Regions from separate parts of the Homo sapiens genome. Here region 2 is linked to region 1. A link is an interaction called in ENCODE POLR2A ChIA-PET data of the cell type or tissue named here. Cell type or tissue: CD4-positive, alpha-beta T cell. All regions are shown on one strand. Links, peaks and the distances in the headings refer to the core of each region. The heading gives the core; the rest is flanking DNA. Region 1 overlaps SUCLG2-DT (SUCLG2 divergent transcript). Region 2 overlaps SUCLG2-DT (SUCLG2 divergent transcript).

Region 1 (4,407 bases), core at 275-4,274:
AGAACTAGTTGAAAAAGAAATCAAACTGCAATTCCATAGCTACAAAAAATATGTAAAATACCTAGATATAAATTTAACCAAGAAGGTGAAAGATCTCTATAATGAAAACCACGAAATGCTGATAAAAGAAATTGAAGAGGCAACACAACAACAACAACAAATGGAAAGACATATCAGGCTCATAGAACAAAAAAATTAACATTGTTAAAATGATTATACACCCAAAACAATCTACAGATTCAATGCAATTCCTATCAAAATATCAATGACCTTCTTTACAGGAACTTTTAAAAACTGTTCCAAAATTTGTATGAAACCATAAAAGACCTTGAGTAGCCAAAGCTATGCTGAGCAAAAAGAACAAAGCTGAAAGTACCACACCACCTGACTTCAAAATGTACTACAAAGCTACAGCAAACAAAACAGCATAGTATTGGTATAAAAACAGACACACAGACCAGTGGAAAGTAACAGAGAACCTAGCATTAAATCCATATGTTTACAGCCAACTAATTTTTGACAAAGGCACCAAGAATACATATTGAGGAAAGCACAACCTCTTCAAAAAGAGATGGTAGAAAAACTGGATATCCATATGTAGAAGAATGAAATGATCCCTGTCTGTCACCATATACAAAAATAAACTCAAAATGAATTGAAGACTTAAATATAAGACCTGAAACTATAAAATCACTAGAAGAAAACATAGGGGAAACACTTGAGGACATTGGTCTAGGCAAAAAACTTATGACTAAGATTTCAAAAGCACAAGCAACAGAAACAAAAAAAGACAAATGGCACTATATCAAACTAAAAAGCTTCTGTACACCAAAGGAAACAATCAACATGAGAGAGAGACAATGTGTTGAACGAGAAAAAATATTTGCAAACTATTAATCTGAAAAGGAACTAATATCCAGAATATACAAGGAACTCAAACAATTCATACAAAAAAAGATCTGACTTAAAAGTGGGCAAAGGATCTGAAAAAACACTTCTCAAAAGAAGATATACAAATGGCCAAGAAGTATATGAAAAAAATGCTCAATATCACCAATCATTAGGAAAATGTAAATCCAAACTACAGTGAGATATCACCTCACTCCCATCAGAATGGTTATTATCAAAAAGACAAAAAATAACAAATGCAGAAGAGGATGCAGAGAAAAGGCAATTCTTTTACAAGCATATATCTGCCCCCCATGTTTATTGCAACACTATTCACATAGCCAAGATATGGGATCAACCTAAATGTTCATCACCAGATGAATAGATAAAGAAAATATGGTATATATACACAATAGAAGCTATCCAACCATTAAAAAGAATAAAATCCTGTCATTTGTGGCAACATGAAAAAGTCTGGAAGGTATTATGTTAAGTGAAATAAGTCATCAAAGAAAAATAAATACTATGTGTTCTCACACACATGTGGGAGTTGAACAACTGAACAGAGGAAAATTGTGGTTATAGAGGCTGGGATGAGTAGGAGGCAGGGAAGGATAGGGAGAGGTTGGTTCAAGATACAAAATTACAGCTAGATAGCTAGATAATAAGAGGAATAAGTTCTCATGTTCTATGGCACTATAGGGCAAATACAGTTAACAATAATTTATCATATATTTTCACAAAGCTAGAAGAGAGGATTTTGAATGTTCACAATACAAAGAAATGATAAACATTTAAGGTGATGGATATTCTAATTACTCTGATTTGATCATTACACATTGTATACATGTATTAAAATATTACTCTGTATCCCATAAATATGTACAACTATTATGTGTCAACCAAAAATAAAAGGGAGAAAATAACAAGTCAGATGCAAAAGAGTGCATACTGTATGATTACATTGGAACAAAGCACAAAAAGTAAAACAACTAATATATGCTGTCAAAGCTAGTGGTTATCTTTGGAGAAAAGCTGAAAAGAGGCAAGAGATAGGCAGTTGGAAGAGTGGCAAACTTTGGTCTCTTAACCTGGGTCCTGGCTACATGGCTGTGGTCAGTTTGTTAAAATCATCAACCTATACACTTATGATTTATGAATATATATCTTACTATAATGAAAAGTTTAAACAATTGGCTCCTATAACTGAAATACACATGGTTAGTGTTCAGGAACAACTCTGTAATGATACCCAAACGATGCCTTCAGAATCTGTCTCTCTAGCTCTCTGCTTATCTGCCCTGGTTTCTTCTTTGTTGGTTATTATCTTGGACAGGCTCTTCCCATGTGGTATCAAAATGTCCACGAGCAGCCTCAGGTTGTCTGGTTAGAAACATAGCAAAAGGAGAGTTCCTCCACTCTTCCTCAAGATCAAGGAACTGCATCTCATTGGATCAAACTGAGGCACGTGTCCCTTCCTCTACAAAGTAATATTGGCAGGGAGTTAAAATATACGGATAAGTGAGGTCTAGATCATGTGCCCATCCCAAAGCCATTATATCATTATTGTCATTATCATCATCTGTCACAGTTCTGGGAGTTGACTGCACCAGCTAATCTGTTCTCACTGGGGGTCTCACAGTGTAGTTGCATCCAGATGGTGGCTAAGCTGGACTCATCTTGAAGGCCTCCTCCTCACATACCTGCAAGGGAAGATGGCTTGGACGCTGGGGCTTCATGAGCATCTCTTTCTATCTCTATGTATTCTTTCCTCATAACCTCTCTAGCATGGTGGCTTCAAGGTGAAATAAATTTTCATCAGAAAATAGCCAAGGTTGTCTGTATATTATCTATGGCTGCTACATGCTACAATAGCAGAGCTATGGAGTTGTGACAGAGGCCATGTGGGTATGGCCTGTGAAGCTGAAAATATTTACAATGTGAGCATTTGCAGAAAAAATGCGCTGACCGCTGACCTGTGCTCAAATGTCAGACAGTGTAATTTCTGCTGCATTCTATTTATTAGAAGTAAATCACGGAGGCCAGTTGATATTCAAGGGGAGAATTTGTAGGTATATTCTAAACCAGGGGTCCCTAACCCCCAGGCCATGGACCAGTACCAATCCGTGGCCTGTTAGGAGCTGGGCCACACAGCAGGAGGCAAGTGAGCATTACCGCCTGAGCTCTACCTCCTGTCAGATCAGCAGGGCATTAGATTCTCATACGAGCATGAACCCTATTGTGAACTGCACATGCAAGGGATCTAGGTTGCACATTTCTTATAATAATCTAATATTTGATGATCTGAGATGGAACAGTTTCATTCCAAAACCATCCCCCACCCCCAGCCCATCTGTGGAAAAAGTGCTTTCCATGGAACCGGTGCCTGGTGCCCAAAAGGCTGGGGAGTACTGTTATAAACCACCACAGAGGTGGAGTCACCTAATATATGTGCACTGAGAGGAAAAGGAGAGTGCTGTTGGCTACAGAAGGTACAAAGATGTTGAAAAGACCAAAACAGGAAAACCACTTCAGGTGAGATAGTGTGTTTTTAGTTCTCCGAGCAGGTTAACTGAGTTAAGTTACAGATGGTGCATTTCTTCTCCAAGCAAGCTATTACCATTTTCCATACCAGGAAAGTAACAGCGGAACTTGCTCCCCTCCAAAATTATCCCTATTGCTCAGGGGCACTTATGTTAAAGTCATTATGACAACTTTTACAATGCTCTAATTGAGCTGCTTGGGCACAGAAGAATTGCTTCTTGCTAAAGGAAAATAGCTGGGAGAATTACAAAAATGGCATACCAGAAAAAATGCGACATATTCCTGGGCTTTTGAAATGTCAGACTTCTGGGCACCAATTTATCTGACTTACATTACAGGGCTACAAATAGTCAGCAACTCTTATTTGGCCATTTTTCACAATAAAAATACATTTCTAAGTGCTATTTTAGCTCAATAATGATTGTACAGATCTACTTATTTTTCATTTATATGTGTGTATGTTTGGAGGAGGGGGTGGTTCCCTAAGTATTACCTTGCCCTTGGCAATGTTTGGCAACAAAGGAGAATGTACTATATTAATCAGATTGGACCACTTGCTTAGTGGAAGATTGTGATCTGGATTTTAACAAAATACAAAGCATTAAAAACCTACATGGAAAATTAAGCAGTCACTGAGTTCTTCCTACAGGAATATGTCACTGACATCATCTCTTCAGCTCCAGCATAATGGAGGAGGCTGAAGGCCATTATTATAATCAGGAAGAGATTCACTGTGATTGTATGACTCCCAGAGAGGCAGCTGAAATGTGGGTTGGAAATGCTGAGGAGAGGGGTGGGAGTAGGATGCAACCAATCCAGGAGAATAGCAGGCTCCTTTTGACTGGCCATACTTCTCACGTTAGTAGATGCATAGCATCTTAAGAGAGAAATACTGCCCAGCAAGGACATTATGAAACACAGGCTAGATGTTGATGGAAATGATTTTTTCACCTATATTTCAAGTGCTGGAGTGGA
Region 2 (4,407 bases), core at 179-4,178, 51 kb before region 1:
CATACACTATCTCATATCATCTATAACTATTCTTTGAACAGAGATACACATTACCATGACACCTTGACCATCAAAGAACAAGGAGAAGGAAGCATCAAATCCAAGGTCAGGAGGAGCAGGAATTAGAACACAGGACACTTTTTTCTACACTGTGCCTCACCCAATTGACAGCATATGACATGATGAGGTTAGGGAAGAATGACAAAATTATGCCTGGCCCATGCCTTTTAGGGGTTTCTGGTAAGCTTTTAAATAACAGCATGGGGTTTGTTTTCAGCTTATGATCTACTCCAATATCCACATTGTTTTTTGCTGTGTCTATGCATAGCCTGGCATTCCAGTCTTGGAATCATGTCTTTCACATTTGTCCATATTGACTTTGCTTCCATATGAAATATTTACATAGGTTTATCACTTTGTCATCATTTAGAGTGGCATCTGTTTGCCAAAAACGAGTCAGGTCTCAGTCACGGCGGCTTGTTGGATCGGTGTGAGCGTCTCTGAAGGAAAGGAGAAATTGCCTTTTGATAGGCTCCCTTAACATTGAGTTACTTTATTAATTATTAACTGACATTTCATTATCTTTTGCTTTCAAATATGTTTTGGGTGTTTTCCTTCATTTCAGACTTACAACAACCTGTGGGATATGTTAAACAACTTTTATTATCCTACGTATTGGCTGTTGGAAGGTGAAATTATTTAAAAATGTCACAGAGCTAAAAGCATGATGACCCAGGTCTCCTACTTCTCAGGCCTGTGGTCTTTTTTATTAAATATGCTAAGTCACCTTATTAAAGAAAACACTAAGAAACAATGACTTTTCAAACATTCCAGAGACTAATTTTGTAATTAAACTAAGAGCTACCACTTGGTGAGCATCTAAGTTTTAATTTACATCTATAAAATAATATTAAAATGCTTTCTGTTCCTTCTGGAAACCAACTAAAGTCCCAAAGTCCCAAGAGACTATAGAAAACCTCATATTTAAAAAAGAAGGTGGCCAAATTGGTCATTTTACCCACACCCCCATCATCTCATCCAGCTCATATAGGCAGAAGACTAGAGTTAAGAGAGATTGTTGAATCAGGAAATTGTTGGCTGAGTGGCTATTGCACAAACCAAGTTAGGGCATTTCCATGAAGTGAACGAAGGCTGATTATCAGATGGGTAGATTAAGGTTTCATTCCCTGGCAGCCTGCTTGCGGGTGGACAGAAAAACATGTTAGTGTTCCCCAACCTATCCCCATTCCCCAAGACAGAACTCGGTGGCAGAATTCTTGAAGGAGGTTTACATGTATTCCTTAACTATGGGAGCATAAGCAAAACAAGAAGCTGCTATTTACTTCCTTTCTGAGGTTTTCTGAGTTTACCATCTGAAGATGGTAAACTGGCTGCAGACAACACCAATAACAGGGAGAGGAGAGGGCAACAGTGGAGACTGTCTACACAGCAAGCATGACAAGTCTCCTGTATACCAAGAATCTTCACCTGTCTCAGACCAACCTGATGGGGCCACACCCAATATCACTCCATGAAGGGAGCAATGAGCCCGCAACAGAAATAAGCTGTGGTGTGAACCACAAAGGCAGCAGCTAGTCAGTGCCTCCAAATCCTCAAGCAGTGGGAGATGAGCATAATTAAATAATTGCCCTGACTTATGTCAAGTTCCCTAGAAGCACAGATTGAGACAGAAATTCACATGCATGAGTTTTAGTGATAGAGATGCCTCAGGAGAAACCAGTAAAAGGAGGGAATAAAACAGAAGAGGGAAGAAAAAAGAGCCAAGCTAGTGTGAGATCACAGGTCCATCTAGCCAGATTCATGGGTAGAAAAGGGCTCTGTAGCTTAAATTACCCATCAGAATCATCTCCTATTGAGGCAAAGGGCTGGCCTTATGTGTCTCTGTCATTCATCCGCTCTTGGCAACTGGAGTGAGAGTGGGCTAAACTAAAAACAATTCTCAGGAGAAGGAGCAGGGGGCAGCAGTGAGCCATTCAATGCTCAGGGTAATGGGGGATGTGTGCAATAGAGCAGACAAGAGGATCCACTTGGGGAACCAACAGCACTCCTACATCCCCTTCTTCCAAAGAGAATGTTCCAAGGTATCTTCCACGTGGTATTTCAGAGAGATGGAGCCCCAGTTACCCATAGTAATGACCTGCTCTAAAGCTTTTGTTGGTTTTTATTTTTTCCTCTTTTCCTCTTTTCTTCACTTGTACTACCTGCACCCACTTTCCAGATAGACTAACTGCACCCATATTCTTCTCTCAAGATCATTTCAGGGGAAATCCAAATTAAGACAACTATCCAAATGAAATGATTGTTATCACTGAAGGTTCCCAACAGCCATGGGCTCCAATTAGATAGCTTTAAGGAGCAAGAAATTAAAGATCGTGTTGGGGGGAAAAACAAAATAAAGCTCTTTCCTGCTTGCACCACTATGAAATTTACATTGGTTAACAAATTGATACCCATTCATTATCTCATTTAATCCTCACAGCAACATTCTGTAGTAGGTATAATTATCTCCACTTTACATGAAAAAACAGAGGTTCAAAGAAGGTAAGGGTGTTGCCCAAAGCCTCCCAGCTGAGATTCAAGTTCATGTTATTTAATTCTAAAGCCAGCAAACATTCTTGTTTACTAATCCATTCATTTGCATTTGCTCATTTTAAAATTAAATGTAGGTTTCTAGAACAACTCTTAAGACAATTGTGATGAGAAGTATACTTTTTATGTGATGAAGGGGCACATTTTTCTTTTTCTAATATAGCCAGGAAGACGAAAAGGGCAGATAGCATGTTTTGTTGTTAAACTGACAACATTATTGATATTTTTCAAATTATTACAAGAAAGACCCAGCATTCACATGTTTTATTTAAGGCAGCTTCTGCATTGTTTGGACATTACATTATTTATGTCAAAAACAGTATTTTGGGTGAACATTTATTCACCCAGTAACATTTATTAGTTACAACTAAGCAGTTTTAAGACCAGAATAAAAGACTGGAAAAAGGAGGGTAAGGGGAATAAACCAGTGTCTTATTTCTCTGGGACTCTCCCTGACATGTAGATATTTTGTTCAAGTTATAAACTAAATTCCCAATGTTTGCTCTATAGGGTTGACACAGCTCCCCAGGCAGACAGCTGTTAGGAGGGACTGTTAAATCAGCCAGGTAAATGGGAAGATGTCAACCACAGTTTCTGTACAGAAGGCTATGCTGTATGGTGATTAGCATGATAAAAACATCGGTATTAGGCAACCTTTGATTTAAACTAGACCATGACACTCAGCTATGCAATCTTAGACTAACTACTTATGCTCCTTAAGTTTCAATTTTCCAAAATGCAAACTGGAGAAAATAATGGTAGTCAACTGTATTCATCTGTTTTCACATTGCTACAAAGATAGTACCTGAGACTGGGTAATATATAAACAAAAGAGGTTTAATTGACTCATGGTTCCGCATGGCTGGGGAGGCCTCAGGAAACTTACAATCACGGCAGATAGGTGAAGGAGGAGCAAGTACCTTCTTCACAATGCGGCAGGAGAGAGAGAGCGAGCGAGAAAAAGGGGTAACTGCCAAACACTTCTAAAGCATCAGATCTCAAGAGAACTCACACACTATCATGAGAACAGCATGGGGGAAACCGCCCCTATAATCCAATCACCTCCCACCCAGCACCTCCCTCAACACTTGGGGATTACAATTTTAGATAAGATTTGGACAGGAACAAAAAGCCAAACCATATCACTAACTGATAGGGTTTAGGAAGGATTAAATAGGATCAAGTTACAGCACTCACTAAATTTTATCCATAATCAATAAAATGTTTATTTTTCTGATTAGAATAGGATATAAGGAAGACACTTTAATGAAAATGAACACAGTTAATTTTGCAAAGTTTGACCTATGCTGTTCCAGTCTTAGCCACACCCTAGTTTCCTGGACACCACCAGTATCATGTCCATGAAGAGGTTCGACTTGCACATCAGGATGACTGCATGACTGACATTGCTTATCTGGAACAATTCCACTTATAACATCTCCTGATGTGGTGCCTTTTGGGAATTAACCCTCTCCCCTAGGAACGCAGCAGGAGTAGAGAAGTTTGCAAACACAGTGGAGAGAGAATATATGTCGATATGGAGTGCTGTAAACTTACATTATTGTGAATCTGGGATGACAGCATAAGTCACAAAAAGGGAAGCATTAAATGAATTACACAGGCCTTCTGCAAGAAGTGGCAATAAAACAGTGGAGTACCCTTCGCCATCCTGTATTTCATTTATGCCACATAAATTCAACTTAAGAATCTTATCTTAATTCTTTCCCATTTTTAGCCTCCTTCACATTCCCCCTGTCATATGACTCGGAATTATTCTTTCATTTCATGTGTATTTAT

What was found. Peaks named below come from ENCODE experiments on the same cell type or tissue, not always from the same donor. Only the 100,000 strongest peaks of a DNase experiment are listed, where the experiment ranks them.
Region 2: POLR2A ChIA-PET joins it to region 1 with 5 read pairs; 1 of 35 experiments calls an interaction of 5 or more read pairs at or near these places.

What each region holds. Positions count from the first base shown.
Region 1 is chr3:67,737,073-67,741,479 of GRCh38, reverse strand. The region is part of intron 3 of SUCLG2-DT (SUCLG2 divergent transcript); the gene reads right to left. Among named protein-coding and RNA genes, the nearest start is that of SUCLG2-DT, 85 kb to the right of the region's middle. In CD4-positive, alpha-beta T cell, for the core only: no CTCF peak of the experiment used is centred there; no DNase peak of the experiment used is centred there; H3K4me3 peaks cover 523 bases; H3K27ac peaks cover 2,676 bases.
Region 2 is chr3:67,787,818-67,792,224 of GRCh38, reverse strand. All of the region lies in intron 3 of SUCLG2-DT (SUCLG2 divergent transcript), which reads right to left. Among named protein-coding and RNA genes, the nearest start is that of SUCLG2-DT, 140 kb to the right of the region's middle. In CD4-positive, alpha-beta T cell, for the core only: a CTCF peak has its summit at 1,954; a DNase peak (open chromatin) is centred at 1,984.